2 separate regions of the Mus musculus genome follow, and region 1 is linked to region 2. The links are chromatin contacts, found by Hi-C or POLR2A ChIA-PET in ENCODE. All regions are on one chromosome and are shown on one strand. The core of a region is the stretch at or near the end of the contact, and the rest is flanking DNA. Distances in the headings are between cores, read along the strand shown.

Region 1 (7,375 bases), core at 788-3,287, 300 kb before region 2:
CTCCTCTGCTCTTTTCTTCTAACATACAAATGCTCTTCAGTCCATCCTTAGGTCCTAAGCCACACAGTCCCTGCCTGAAAACCAAAAGGCCCACTCTTCTCTAATCCCAAGGCATCTGCCCTTCCTTTCTCCCTGAGCCTGTGAGGAGGGCTGAAACAGCTCGGGTGTCCTGCCCTGCTATCTCGGGTTGCACATGCTGGGCATGGAGGGAATGCTCCAAGTTTCTGCCAGAGAGGGCGTGGGGAAGAAACCAGCCTGGAAGGGAGGGGAGGACAAAAGGCTGTGGGGTCGGGGGATTTCTTACAGAAGAACGCAGTTTAGGAAGTCTTTCCATAGTTGGGCTGGACACTAGTCCCCACACTCAAAAATAAATAAATAGATAGATAAATAAATAAAGGAGCTGTGAAAAGAGGGAGGGTTCTCAGAGCAAGGTCAGAAAGAGGATGAGAGGTCAGAGCATAAAGAAAACCTCAGGAGTTAGGCCCACACCTGGCCAGCCTCACACACCCTATGGATCCTATTTTATCTCAGGAGACTAGGACTGCTTATAGCCACCATCCAAAATAATCCTCACCCTAAAGCAGGAAGTGGAAGAAATAAACAGACTGCTAGAGAAGGAACTGAAGTCCAAGCCACCTCAGTCACCTCTTCTACCAGAACCACCAAGGTCCTTCTGGGAATTCTGACCTGGGCTGCCAAAGCCTGCATGCTACTCAGTCATTTCCCCCCAGAATCTGACTTCAGGAGATTTACTCCAGAGGGCATGTTCATTAAGAAGTGATGGTAAGCCAGGCGTGATGGCGCACGCCTTTGATACCAGCACTGGGGAGGCAGAGGCAGGTGGATTTCTGAGTTCGAGGCCAGCCTGGTCTACAAAGTGAGTTCCAGGACAGCCAGGGCTGGGGGCAGGGGCGGCGGGGAGGAATGGTAGCTGAAACAATGTTTACCTTGGAGAAAAGCTTGAGGGAGAGAACCCAGAGATACCTGGGTTCATCCAAACAGTCTCTACACTCCAAGTATCCCTTCATAATCGCTAGAGTCGCCTGGAGAAACATGCCCACCTTCAGATGCAAGCTCTCCAGCTAACAGCCAGCTTGTCTAATGAGACACCCAACTTTAATGTGCATCTGACAACTAAAGATGCCTATTGGAAAAGCATCGTTTTCTGTCCCAGGGTCTTAATAATAAGCCCATACACACAAGCTAGAGAATTCCAGAGCCTTTTTGGAGGAGCTCCTTCACACCCAAGGCTTTTCCTCAAGTTCCAATTCCTGCTCCATATGCCCTTCTACCCACCCACACCACTGACAAAGGAGTCTGACTTTCAACAGGAGGGTCTTTCCAAAGCCCATATCAATAGTTCTGGCTACCAGCAAACAGGTGTTCCCGGCCTCTTCTTTCTTTAGCAACAACTCTAGCTTTCGTAAGGAGAGCACCATTCTAGCCCCCGAGAACTGCCAAATCCTATCCCATTTAGGCAGATTAAGAAAGAAAGCAAACCCAGTAAAAATCATGGTTCTTTTATTAAGGGCTGAACCTTGCTTAAAGGTGTCCTACTTCTCCAGCGGGTAAAGCTCTGGCCAAGGCTCCCTTCCTAGGCCCAAAGCAGAGGCCCAGCACTATCCAAAATTCCGCGAGCACCGCGGACAGAGGACCCCACCACTGGCAGCACCCAAGCAAACTCACCGTGCGGATCTGCCTCCGCAAAAGGTAAATAAAGAAGCTCCAGAGCTTGGCGGCGAAGGCCACGAACGTGCGCAGCCCCAGCAGACACTGCGTCCGCATCATCCCGATGACCCCGGCACCGCCGGCCCCGGGGCCCCCGCGGCCCAGCTCCGCCAGCCCCCCGGGGGCAGCCCCCCGCCGCAGGGAGGGGGAACGGGGGCCCCGAGCGGCAGGAGAGGCTGCAGAGATGAGCACGGAGTGGGTGGCTTAGAAAGCCACCCCCAGCGAAGGGAAAGCCCAGCGGAACCGGGAACTGGGGGACTGGCGTGGGCAGCCCGCGGGGGCCCACATGAGCGGGAAGTGGCACCGACGACTTCGCGTGGGCTGCAGGCCGAAACAGGTCGGGCTAGGACAGGGTCCTCTGAGACCAGGAGGGAAGGGGATGGAGAATTGGGGGAGGGGGCAGTGGGGGAGGGGGCTAGGGAAAAGGGAGGGAGGGAGATGGGAGGGGAAGGGGGAAGCGAAGGGTGGCCTTCTGCGCAGGCGCGCTAGGGGTCTGCCCCGGGAAGGGGGCGGGCGGGGGCGGCGGCGGCGCGCGGTGGGCCGCGGCGATTCTCGGGGGCCCCCTGGGCGCAGGAGCTGGGGAGGAGGGGGAGGGGGAGCCGAAGGGCACGGATCGCTGGGCCGGAGTGGCCTCCCCCTCCCCGAGGTCAGGATCGCTTAGCCGCTGAGGAGCGGGGCTGCAGCCTCTGCAGCTAGGCTTCCCACTCTGACAGGCGCCATTTTACCGCCCAAAGGGCTCCCTCCTCTCTTCCCTCCTCCTCTTCCCCTCTGACATTACTTCCGGTAGTGACGTGTATTCACTTCCCCGGGATTGCTGTTTCCCTCAATTCATTCTGAGGAGGGAGGGGAAAGTTAAGGAAAGCTCTCTGCTCTGACCCCGGGGTGCAGCGTTACGCACGCGCACTAGGTTACTGCGGGGCGGGACCTGGAGAGAAGCCAGGCGCCGTGTGGGCGGGGCCGAGTGACATCATTTATTCCCAGGTTCGAACCTTCTTCGGGATTGGAGCTCGTGAGACCTCTGTCCTTGTCCCCATCCCACTGATAACTGTTCCAACGGCCCTTCTGGCTCCAGTCATGGTGCAAGAGTAGATTAAGGATGTTGTCTCTAGGACTGTGTACAGAGACTCTGGAGCGGCCCCTCCGTGTAAGCCCCCTGAGAATACGGAGCATAAAAAAACCAGGCTCCTCTTTCCGGACTTTGCGGTCCTTTAAGGTTGGAAGCAATCGTAAGTGCCCCGCCTCCTCGGTGGTGACGACATCAGAAGGCGTCCTGAGGCGTCAGAGATGCTGGACTCGTTGTTGGCCATCGGTGGTTTGGTGCTTTTGCGAGGTGAGGGATCAAGGCATGCGGTGGTAGCCTTGGGCTTGGCTGAAGGAGCGGGAGCCTGGAGGACCCGCTGGGGATGGATACCCAGCTAGGGGTGGAAGTCGTGGTCGGAGCCCTGAGGGCTCAGTAGGTCTCACCCATCCTTGGCTCTCCCCAGATTCCGTGGAGTGGGAAGGGCGTAGTCTCCTGAAGGCTCTTATCAAGAAATCTGCACTTCGGTGAGTTAGCCCACAGTTTCTCCTCTCCTTCCCGGAAAGGGAGCCGGTACCCCCACTCTTCAATATATTTCCTTCATCTCTGCCTTAGTGGGGAGCAGGTCCACGTTCTGGGCTGTGAAGTGAGCGAAGAAGAGTTTCGCGAAGGTTTCGACTCTGATGTCAACAGCCGGTGAGTATACATTAAAACAGGTTTCATTCGGACTACAGCTGCTAAGGACGTCTCTTCAACAGACAGCACAGAATCTCATACTGTGGAGAAACTGGTATCGTAGGGTTTGGAACAGTAAAAATTAAAAGACTAGCGAGATGGGTTTTTTTTAGAGACTTTAGCACCAGCTTGCCGGCTTGACTGAAGGGACATGAATGAGGCTGTTGCTCACTCAACAAAAGAGAGCAGTAAACGCTTAGATAGTTTGCTGTATATACATAAGCATTCTGGCTTTAATGTTTGCACGTTAATGCATAGTCAACCAAGAAACACTTGAGTTTCTTCTAAAGTTGATGTCATCATCTTTTATATAAGTGTCCTTGGAGTTGGTTTGTTCTAGGCCTTATTATAAGGCTCAAGACTATAGATGCTAGAATTGAACTGAAAACACAAGGCAGGATAAAGGAACATACTAATTCCAAAGAGTAGTAGGCTAAATTAACCTTTGGATAGAACTTTTTTGCCCATTTTATTTTATTTTTCTCAGAAAAGGACATTTTGTTTTTTGGTTGTTGTTTTTTTTTTTTTTTAATTGATCTCATTATGGGGCGGATCTCATTATGTGGTGTAGGCTGCGTTACAACTCACTGTGTAGTCCACAGTAACCTCTTAACTCCCAGCCTCATATCCTGCCTCATCCTCCCCTATGCTGTGACTATGTTACATGCCACATGTCCAATTTATAAGATTTCTTCAATTTAAAAAAATGGCATAAGATCACTGTAATAGCACACACTTTTTTGGGCTTTATGAGACAGGGTTTCTCTGTATAGCCCTGGCTGTCCTAGAACTCTGTAGACCAGGCTGGCCTCTGCCTCCCTACTGCTGGGATTAAAGACGTGCGCCATCACGGCTGGCAATAGCACACACTTTTAATCCCTGCATTCAAGGGAGATACAGGCATATCTCTCGAATCTGAAGCCAGCCTGGTCTACAGAGAAGAGTTCCACACCAGTTAGGGCTACATAGTGAGAGTGTCTCTAAATAAATAATAAACATAGAGCAAATACATCTTATTCTTTAAAAGGCACAAATAACCACAGTTATCTAAATAATTGTTTCCTTGAGATGTTTCCACAATTATCTGCTAGAAAGACAAAATTACTTTAAAAGCTTTGTTTTGCTTCTTTGCTTTTATCTTTTGTGTGTGAGTGTTTTGCCTATATTTGTGGGCCGGGGTATGTCTTGGTGTTTGCAGAAATCAGAAGAGTGCTCTGCCAGAGGTCCTGAGTTCAATTCCCAGCACCCACATGGTGGCTCACAACCATCTGTAATGGGACCTGATGCCCTCTTCTGGTGTGTCTGAAGATAGCTACAGTGTACTTATACACACAAACACATATGTATACATACGTATGGTTTTCTTTTTAAGATTTATAGATTTTATGTATATGGGTGCTTTATCTGCATATACACCTGTGTGTCAGAAGAGGCCATCAAATCTCATTATAGATGGTTGTGAGCCACCATGTGGTTGCTGGGAATTGAACTCAAGACCTCTGGAAGAGTAGCCAGTGCTCTTACCCAATGAGCCATCTCTCCAGTCCCAAAATAAACAGTTTTTTAAAATGACTAACATGTCTAAAGTGCTGAAGTGAGTGGAGTCTAATTCAAGAATTGAAGTAAAGAGACTCGTGTGGTTTGAAGACAGGATACCAAGCCTTCATCTTATTTGCATTATGTGTAGAATCCAGTGAAGAATTCGTGTGTTTAGCAAAATTGATCTTTAGATCTTTTTTTTTCCATTTTTTATTAGGTATTTAGCTCATTTACATTTCCAATGCTATACCAAAAGTCCCCCATACCCACCCACCCACTCCCCCTTTTTGGCCCTGGCGATCTTTAGATCTCTTAACTGAGCAGTGGTGGCCAGTGCTTTTGGTTTGGTTTGGTTTCGTATGTTTTTTCAAGACAGGGTTTCTCTGTGTAGTCTTCAGTGTATTGTAGTCCTCTGTAGGTCAGACTGGACTCAAACTCCCAGAGATCCACCGCCTTGGTTCCTGAGTGCTGGGATTAAAGACATGTGTCACCACACCTACCAGACTCTAGGGTCAATTGTCACTACCCAGATGGTCGTGGTAGCATATGTAAAGAGACTCGTGTGGTTTGAAGACAGGATACCAGCACTTGAGAGGCAGAGACAGGCAGATCTCTTATGAATTCAAGGCCAGCCTGGTCTACGTAGTGAATTCCAAGCCAGCCAAGGAAACCTAGTGAGATCCCGTCTCAGAAAATAAAATAATAGGGGCTGGAAAGATGGCTCAGTGATAAAGAGCACTGACGGCTCTTCCAGAGGACCTGGGTTCAATTCTCAGCACTCACATGCTCACTATCTGTAACTCTAGATCAAGGACATCTGATACCTTCACACAGACATGAATACACTCAAAACCACTAATGCATGTTCAATTTTTAAAAAATTAAAAGAAAAATACTACTAAAAATGAATCCCAGGGTCTAGAGAGATGGCTCAGTTAAGAGTGCCTGCTGTCCTTGCAGAGGCCCTCAGTGTGGTTGTCTGTCAGCACCTACACCGGGCACCTGTATTTCCAGCTCAGAGGTGTCTAATGTCCTCTTCTGGCTTCCTTGGGCATCTATACTCACTGTACACACATAATCACAGACTCACATATATACACATAATTAGAATGAGATAAAATCCTGTTAGAAAAATCATAAACTTGCCGGGTGGTGGTGGCGCACGCCTTTAATCCAAGCACTTGGGAGGCAGAGGCAGGCGGATTTCTGAGTTCGAGGCCAGCCTGGTCTACAAAGTGAGTTCCAGGACAGCCAGGGCTATACAGAGAAACCCTGTCTCGAAAAACCAAAAAAAATCATAAACTTCTTTTAGGGACCAGAGGCGCGGCTCAGTTGGTGGTGGGTGCCTCCTTAGCCTGCTCAGGCCTGAGTCTGCACTGTATAAACCTGGATTCTGTGATTGCAGCACTTAGGAAGTTTAGATTGGTGGGTCAAAAATTCAAGATCATCTGACCACGTAACAATTTTGACCGTATCCCCTAAAACTACTACTAATAGTAACTGGAAGAAGAGGTAGATCTTTAGAAACATCAGATTACCTGAAGCTGGAGTTCCAGGCAGCTGGGAGCTGAGGCAGTGCGGAGTGGTGACAACATGTGCAAACCAAAACAAAGACCCTCGAATAAAAAGATAGGCAGTGTATCTGCTGACCTATGAGCTGGCAGGATAAGCAGACTGCCCTTGAGTTGTTCCGAATGGTGCTTAATTTAGTCCTAGAGTCCAGACTTGCACTCACTACAGGATACTGATGGGCTTGTCCTAAAGGCAAAGGAAGCAACAAAGTAATGAATGACGGAGCATGAGAGGTCAGAGAGATAAAGAGGTGCCTGACTGAGATAGGACTTATGGAGCACAATAGAAGTTCAGATGTTAGGCCAAGGACGGCTGGGAGAGAGTTAGTCACACCATGCCTTTTAGAAACACTAGTCCATTGATTAGCTTGTCAAGAATGTAACAGAACAAGGCAGCCTGGATGTGGAGACTAGTTGGGAAGGTTACTGCAATATCCACATTCACTCACTAGGTGTACCTATACTGAGGATCAAAAACCAGGAGCTGTGCTAGGACACAGGGGATGAACAGTGAATGAGGCAAACTTGTTTCCTGCCCTTAGTAAATCTTAGAAATCAATGGTAAGAAATGACAGAAGCCCTGTGCATGGGAGAATCTCTACAGGAGAGGGCTTTTGTTGTTGTTCTTTCTTGGGTTTTAGTTTTTGAGACAGGGTTCCAGTATTTATCCCTGGCTGGCCTCGAACTTACTATATATGCCAGACAGATCTTGAGCTCTCAGAGATATGTCTGACTCTGCCTCCTGACTGCTGGGATTACATGCTTGCCTGCCTAGTTTAGCAAA
Region 2 (7,433 bases), core at 1,643-4,142:
ATTTGGAAGTCAAGGGAACAGCCATTTAAGGAAAATAAACACCCTGAAAGGCAGTCAGTGCCCAGATCAGGGGCCTATGACAGATACATACATTTCAGTTATTCCTGGTGTTGAGGAGGGCTGGGAAGAAGGTTGTCTGAGACCCTTAACATCTTAGTCAAACTCTGGCCCTCTTTCATGAGCAGAGTCCTGATGTCCTGGAAGCCTGGAAGGATGGGGCGAAATCTCGGAGAAGGAGAGCAGTACTCACCCAGAAGCACAAGAGTGAGTGAGCCCTGGGGTTTCGGTGCGGTTGGCGGTGACCCAGGAGCACGAGGGATGCGGAGCAGGGCTGAGGTGAGGGTGGACTCCAGGGCAGGTCAACACTGCTGTTTCCTCCTTCTTTCCTTAGAGAAGCACTCAGTCCTGCATCTTGTTCCAGTTAACATTACCTCCAAGGGTAAGCACTATTTTAAATAACGGCACTGTGGGAGGGGCACCAACCAGGAACTGTGGGGCTGGGGCCAAGAGAACCCTAGAACTGAAAAGGGAGAGAGCTCATGTACTGAGGGTAAGGAAATGCTGACCTGCACACTCCTCACCTCTAGCAGACTCTGACGTGACAGAGGTGATGTGGCAACCAGTACTTAGGCGTGGGAGAGGCCTGGAGGCCCAGGGAGACATTGTACGAGTCTGGGACACTGGAATTTATCTGCTCTATAGTCAGGTAATCCCAGATAAGCCCTGAGCCTGCCGTGTGGACATGGAGACTGGCTTGTCACTCTTCTTTCTATGTACCCTGTCTGTAAGGAGGGTTTTCCTGATCCCTCTGCTCATACTAAACTTAGAAAACCCCCTCCTTATTGCCTGGCTCCACTGCCAGTGCTCCTGAGGCCTCCAGGGACTGAATGGTGCCATCCCGGTTTTCTTCAGCGTCTCCCTTCTCTGACAGGTCCTGTTTCATGATGTGACTTTCACAATGGGTCAGGTGGTATCTCGGGAAGGACAAGGGAGAAGAGAAACTCTATTCCGATGTATCAGAAGTATGCCTTCTGATCCTGACCGTGCCTACAATAGCTGCTACAGTGCAGGTGAGAACTGTGGGCTCCGTGGAGTGTTGATATGAGGTAGCAGAGCTGACTTGGAGTGGGGAGTTAGACCAGAGAGTTGGGAACGGGGGTGGAGAGGCAAATCTGAAGACTCAAGAACAAGATGCCAAAGTCCTTGCAGGGAGAAAAGGCACCCGCCTATGAACAACTAGGTTCGTGCCTATAATCCCACATATGAAGCCCATGTGATAGGTTAGCCTAAAGTTCAAGGTCAGCCTAGGCTACAGAGTGAGACTGCCTTCAAAATTCAACAAAGCCAGTGAGACCGCTCACTTAGGAAAGTAACTTGCTCCATCCCTTACATCTCACCTCCTGGGTTTGATTCCGAGAACCCACAGAGCAAAAGGAAGGAACCAACTCTCAAGCTGTCTTCTGATCTCCACACATGCACATGTTCCCCAACAAAAAACTGAAAACATAAAATCAAAATGGAGGAGGGGCTGGAGCAGGCAGAACGAAGCGTCTGAAATGTTTTTTTCCCCCACCCTCAGGTGTCTTTCATTTACATCAAGGGGATATTATCACTGTCAAAATTCCACGGGCAAACGCAAAACTTAGCCTTTCTCCGCATGGAACATTCCTGGGGTTTGTGAAACTATGATTGTTATAAAGGGGGTGGGGATTTCCCATTCCAAAAACTGGCTAGACAAAGGACAAGGAACGGTCAAGAACAGCTCTCCATGGCTTTGCCTTGACTGTTGTTCCTCCCTTTGCCTTTCCCGCTCCCACTATCTGGGCTTTGACTCCATGGATATTAAAAAAGTAGAATATTTTGTGTTTATCTCCCACACAGCCCCAAATTCTTTTGTTGTGTGTGCGAAGGGGGTTTTGCGCACTGTGCCAAGCCTTGTCCACTGGAATGCATCCAGAACAGCAGCACCATCTAGCGGCAGGTTGAGGAAAGACTATGGTCTCTGCTAGGGAAAACCTTATCCAACTCTTCAAGTACCCTCTGCTTCAATTAACAAGAAGCCCGGCTTTCAGTATTTCACCTATTGCGTCCAAATTCTTGTTACTATCTAGAAAAAGATATATGTTAGGTGCCTCGATATGCATGCCATTCATCCTCCCCATTCTCCTATACACTTCCGAGCTGGGCACTGAGCTTTACGCCTTAAATCACAGTACTCGGGAGGCAGATCTCGATGAGTTCGAGGCCAACTTGGTCTAAATAGTGAGTTCCAGGCCACCCAGGGGTTACAATGGTGAGACCCTGTCTCAAACAAACTAACAAACAAATAAACGAAAGGCTCTCCACGATCAGACTGGTATCCGGGAAGTTTGTATGTACTGGACGCCCTGGCACACCGGTCGTGTCTCACTATTTAATCACGCCCTGCTTAAAGTTTTTGTTTTTTTTTCTTTTTTCGTTTTTTGAGACAGGGTTTCTCTGTGTAGCCTTGGCTGTCCTGGAACTCACTCTGTAGACCAGGCTGGCCTCGAACTCAGAAATCCGCCTGCCTCTGCCTCCCAAGTGCTGGGACTAAAGGCGTGCGCCACCACGCCCAGCTGTTTTTTGTTTGTTTGTTTGTTTTTAAAAACAAAGCCCTCAAAACCCAATGTTCGGCCTCCGTTTTCCTAAGCGCCTAGCTTTGGTCCAATCCTTGCGGGGCCCCTGACATTCTGGCCATGCACTGGGAAGCCCACTAGATCACCCAAAGCTCAGGCCACGGAAGAGCAGGGAGTACCGTGTGGCTGCGACGTAGAGCGTGAGGCTAGGCGCGACACGCAGGCGTAAAAGAGCGAGCCGTGGGACTGCCACACGCGGCAAGCCAGGCGACTGTGCGCAGGCTCGGCTCCGCGTAGAGCTCGAGGGCGGGACCGTCCGGTGGCCTAGACGCGCTGAGGTAGGCGGGACTGAGCACGAGCCGGCGCTGCTCGCCGGGTGTGACGCACTAATTGCGCGCCGCCATCGGCGGTGGGCCTGGGGCTCGCGGGAGGGGAAGGAGGAGGAGGGGTGGCGGCGGTGCTGGAGGTGGAGGTGGAGGTGGAGGCTAGAGCCGCGCTAGAGGCGGCCGCAGTGGGGCGGCACGAGCATTGGCTTCGTGAATTGAGACGGCTCCGCCTGAGGATAGCAGGAGTGGCGGGGTCGCCGCCGTCCGAAAGATGAGCCGGAAAGCCTAAGTCGGAGACAGCCGCCTTGGGGCCCGTGTGCCCGGCTTCCCCGCTCCTGGTGAGGACGCCCCTTCCCCTCCCCCCGCCCTTGTGGCCTCTTCCATTTCTGGTCTTCGCTCGCACCTAACTGGGCCCAGGAAGCCCTTTAAAGGACTTAAGACTGTTGTGTGCCGAGTCGCCCGAGCTTTCAAACTATACTGGGGCCGGGAAGCGATCAGGTCTCCTGGGAGAAGACTGGAGAGGGGCCGGTCTGCCTGGCCCCCACGGCTCCGTTCTGTCCCATCTCCTTAATTCGGTCGCTAAGCACCGATTCGGTTCGCTTGCAGTTTTCTTCAACGTTTCCTCTCATCACTCCATTTCCTGAGCCATTGCCCTCGCACCACCCTCCCCCATACCTGAGACGTGTGTGTTCCCCCCCTACCCCCATATCATTCCAGGGCGAAAGGGAACTTCCCACAGGGGACCAAAGTTTTCCTGGTGAAAGTTGTCTTCCCAGGTACCTGTGTCTGGGTTCCTGTGCTGAGCCATCTCTCTTAGCAAAACAGCCTTCAGACTTGTCCCAAGGACATCCATAGTAGCATTAAAGCTGAGCCTGGAAATACTGGGTTTCACCCAAAGAGCTTAAAAATAAAATATCTAAGGCCTACCAGTCAGTCATTTTCTTTTGTCTTCTCTACCTGGACAAGGGACGAAATGATGGCAGAGTCAGTTCCTTCTGGACGAGGTTGGCTGGGAAGAGCTGAAGTTATGAGTTTTTAGATTTGTCTTTAGCTGTATCTGAGATTAGAGGGACAATGCTGAAGAACAGTTCCGATCTTGGAGAAAGGAGTAGGGTGTCCTCAGTTGGATAATCAAACTTTTGTTTTACAGGGTACTGAAAGATGAAAGAGACTATACAGGGGACCGGGTCTTGGGGGCCTGAGCCTCCGGGACCCGGCACCACTTACTCAAATCCCAGGCGAGAGCGTCTTCGTTGGCCCCTACCCCCTAAGCCCCGGCTCAAGTCCGGTGGTGGTTTTGGGCCAGATCCTGGGTCTGGGACCACAGTGCCAACTAGACGCCTCCCTGCCCCCCGGCCATCTTTTGATGCCTCAGCTAGTGAAGAAGAGGAAGAGGAAGAGGAGGAAGATGAGGAGGAAGTAGCAGCTTGGAGGCTACCCCCTAGGTGGGGCCAACTGGGGGCCTCCCAGCGCTCTCGAGCTCTCCGACCCTCTCATAGAAAAACCTGCTCACAGCGCCGGCGCCGAGCCATGAGAGCCTTCCAGATGCTGCTCTACTCAAAAAGCACCTCGCTGACATTCCACTGGAAGCTTTGGGGGCGCCACCGAGGCCGGCGGCGGAACCTCGCGCACCCCAAGAACCATCTCTCACCCCAGGAAGGGGGTGCAACGCCACAGGTGCCATCACCCTGCTGTCGTTTTGACTCCCCCCGGGGGCTACCCCCACCCCGGCTGGGTCTGCTAGGTGCTCTCATGGCAGAGGATGGGATGAGAGGGTCTCCACCAGTGCCCTCTGGGCCCCCCATGGAGGAAGATGGACTAAGGTGGACCCCAAAGTCTCCTCTGGACCCTGACTCGGGTAAGGTGGGAAATGGGAAGGGTGATGAGCCTGGAGCACCAGGAGTTTGTTGCCATGGTGAGCCTAAGAAAAGCAGAGCAAAGCTTCCAGAATATCCGTGAAATGATCTTAAGCCTTAATTTTTATTAATTAATTAATTAATTAATTTAGTTTTTTTTTTGAGACAGGGTTTCTCTGTGTAGTCCTGGCTGTCCTGGAACTCATTCTGTAGACCAGGCTGGCCTCGAACTCAGAAATCCGCCTGCCTCTGCCTCCCAAGTGCTGGGACTAAAGGCGTGCGCCGCCACCACCCGATTTAAGCCTTAATTTTAAAGGCCCGTCTAGGCACACACTAATCCTATGATTTTGGAGGCTAAGATGGAACAATTAATCAAGGCCCCACCTGGGCTGCAAAGAAAGATCCTATCTTGTGGGAGCTGGGGACTCTGATTTTTAGCAGGACTGATACCTGGGACACAGTGTTGGGAACATCTACATAAGTAGATGTCCTATGGTCTTCAGTGCAGATGACAAAGAGCTATCTATGCTCTAGGAAATCATGTTGTCCATTCTAAGGCTTTCTTCCTGCCGGAAAAAGGCCTAGACATGTGGATCTCCATAGGACACTCATGGTTCTTATGGAATATATCATTTGTAGATTTTAACATTTTTATTTAGAATATTTCCTCTTTGAGAACTCAAGCTAAAAACTTACCAACCTTACTACTACTGAGCCTTCCTCACTCACTGTGCACTGTTAGGTGGTAAGCAGATATTGGCAGCAGAGATTTCTGGTCTCCAAATCCTAGGCTTTTGCATTCTTCCTCTTTTTTGAAGATGACCTACTACTTTTTCTTCTTCTTCTTCTTTTTTTTTTTTTTTTTAATAAACTCTGGCTGTCCTTACATTAGGCGCGCACATATGTGTGTGTGTGTGTGTGTGTGTGTGTGTGTGTGTGTGTGTGTGTAGGGTGGTGGTGTCTGTATTCCATAAGGTTTCCATTGCTAGACTCTGCTTCAGTCTGTGTTCTGTGGTCTTATCATTTGTATGCATTGGTTCTTTTACACGGCCAGTTTCTCATTCCTATTTCTGTGCTTTATAGGCCTCCTCTCATGTACTCTACCCAATGGTTTTGGGGGACTGTCTGGTCCTGAAGGGGAGCGCAGCCTGGCACCCCCTGATGCCAGCATACTCATCAGTAATGTGTGCAGCATTGGAGACCACGTGGCTCAGGAACTTTTTCAGAGCTCTGACTTGGGCATTGCAGAAGAGGCAGATCGGACTGGGGAGAAAGCTGGCCAGCATAGCCCCCTTCGGGAGGAACATGTGACCTGTGTGCAGAGTGAGTCTTCAGAAGACTTAGTCCCCTTCTGGCCAGCTTTTCCGATAGAGTCTAAAGGCCCCCGCTTACTCTCTCCTACCTCCATTAGGTATCTTAGATGAATTCCTTCAAACTTATGGCAGCCTCATCCCTCTCAGCACTGATGAAGTTGTAGAGAAGTTGGAGGACATTTTCCAGCAGGAGTTCTCTACACCCTCAAGGTGAGCACTGAGGGAGGGCTGAGACCTACCTTAGGTAGAGGAGAGAATGTGGTGGATTTGAGGAAGTAAGAGCTAGAGCTGCAGCTGAGGAAGCTGCAGACAAAGTGTCAAGCCCTGTAAGACAACTGGGGGGATCTTTATGTAGGACACTAAGAGACATTGAAAAGCTTGTCCATGAGCATTCTCGTGTCTCTTTGTGGGGAGTGGGAGACCATCGAAACAACCTGTGAAAAAGAAAAGTTGTTTTACATAGTTATTCTAGACAGTAGTAGTGGGTATTTCTGGCTGCTCCAGCCACATTAGCTCTTGTATAATTACAAAAATTTGGCCTATGCAGGAAGAGTCTGGTACTACAGCTGATCCAGTCTTATCAGCGGATGCCAGGCAACGCTATGGTAAGGGGCTTCCGGGTATCCTATAAGCGACACGTGCTCACCATGGATGACTTGGGTACCTTATATGGACAGAACTGGCTCAATGACCAGGTAAGAAGAGGAACATAAAAGAGCTTGAAAAGGCCTTTGGAGGGAGAGTGGATGCGTAAGGGAACCCTCCACCCCCATGCTACATCCTCCAGAGCAAATTGCCATTTTTTCCACAGGTGATGAACATGTATGGAGATCTGGTCATGGACACAGTCCCTGAAAAGGTAGGTCCAAGCACACTTTTTTGTTTTGTTTTTTTTCGAGGCAGGGTTTCTCTGTATAGCCCTGGCTGTCCTGGAACTCACTCTGTAGACCAGGCTGGCCTGGAACTCAGAAATTCGCCTGCCTCTGCCTCCCAAGTGCTGGGATTAAAGGTGTGTGCCACCACTGCGCGCCCCCCCCCCCCCCTTTGGCAGGATTTTTCTGTGTAGCCCTAGTTTTCCTGACCCAACACTAACCAGATTCTTTAGTCACCAGAACCTTTGCAATCCTGAGCAGTTTTTTTTTTTTAAAGTATTTTATGTATATGAGTACACTGTAGCTGTCTTCAGACACGAGAAGGGGGCATCTGATCCCATTACAGATGGTTGTGAGCCACCATGTGGTTGATTGGAATTAAAACTCATGACCTCTGGAAGAGCAGTCAGTGTTGGTAACCACTGAGCCATCTCTGCAGCACTCTGAGCAGTTTTCTCCTCCCTTTTCC

Evidence for each region. A loop is a pair of places that touch in the nucleus more often than their neighbours do. ChIA-PET counts read pairs that join two places held with the same protein, here RNA polymerase II (POLR2A).
Region 1: POLR2A ChIA-PET joins it to region 2 with 10 read pairs in Patski. The contact joins the promoter of Elp5 here to the promoter of Tnfsf13os in region 2. A Hi-C loop is called at or near these places in 1 of 37 maps with a recorded cell type or tissue (heart). POLR2A ChIA-PET finds 5 or more read pairs at or near these places in 1 of 5 experiments (Patski).

What each region holds. Positions count from the first base shown.
Region 1 is chr11:69,975,897-69,983,271 of GRCm38, reverse strand. Elp5 (elongator acetyltransferase complex subunit 5) reads left to right here and starts at 2,037. Exons shown (of 9, transcript NM_018740.2): 1 at 2,037-2,065; 2 at 2,710-3,058; 3 at 3,213-3,273; 4 at 3,362-3,442. The coding sequence starts at 3,013. Ctdnep1 (CTD nuclear envelope phosphatase 1) reads right to left here and starts at 2,104. Exons shown (of 8, transcript NM_026017.2): 1 at 1,687-2,104. The coding sequence starts at 1,788.
Region 2 is chr11:69,677,491-69,684,923 of GRCm38, reverse strand. It overlaps Tnfsf13os (tumor necrosis factor (ligand) superfamily, member 13, opposite strand), which reads right to left and starts at 2,892. Exons shown (of 3, transcript NR_166809.1): 1 at 2,777-2,892; 2 at 251-520. Senp3 (SUMO/sentrin specific peptidase 3) reads left to right here and starts at 2,954. Exons shown (of 11, transcript NM_030702.4): 1 at 2,954-3,261; 2 at 4,074-4,781; 3 at 5,863-6,102; 4 at 6,191-6,302; 5 at 6,640-6,787; 6 at 6,904-6,951. The coding sequence starts at 4,085. It overlaps Tnfsfm13 (tumor necrosis factor (ligand) superfamily, membrane-bound member 13), which reads left to right. Exons shown (of 13, transcript NM_001159503.2): 9 at 186-264; 10 at 392-439; 11 at 591-706; 12 at 932-1,070; 13 at 1,580-2,347. The coding sequence ends at 1,689. It overlaps Tnfsf13 (tumor necrosis factor (ligand) superfamily, member 13), which reads left to right. Exons shown (of 6, transcript NM_023517.2): 2 at 186-264; 3 at 392-439; 4 at 588-706; 5 at 932-1,070; 6 at 1,580-2,347. The coding sequence ends at 1,689.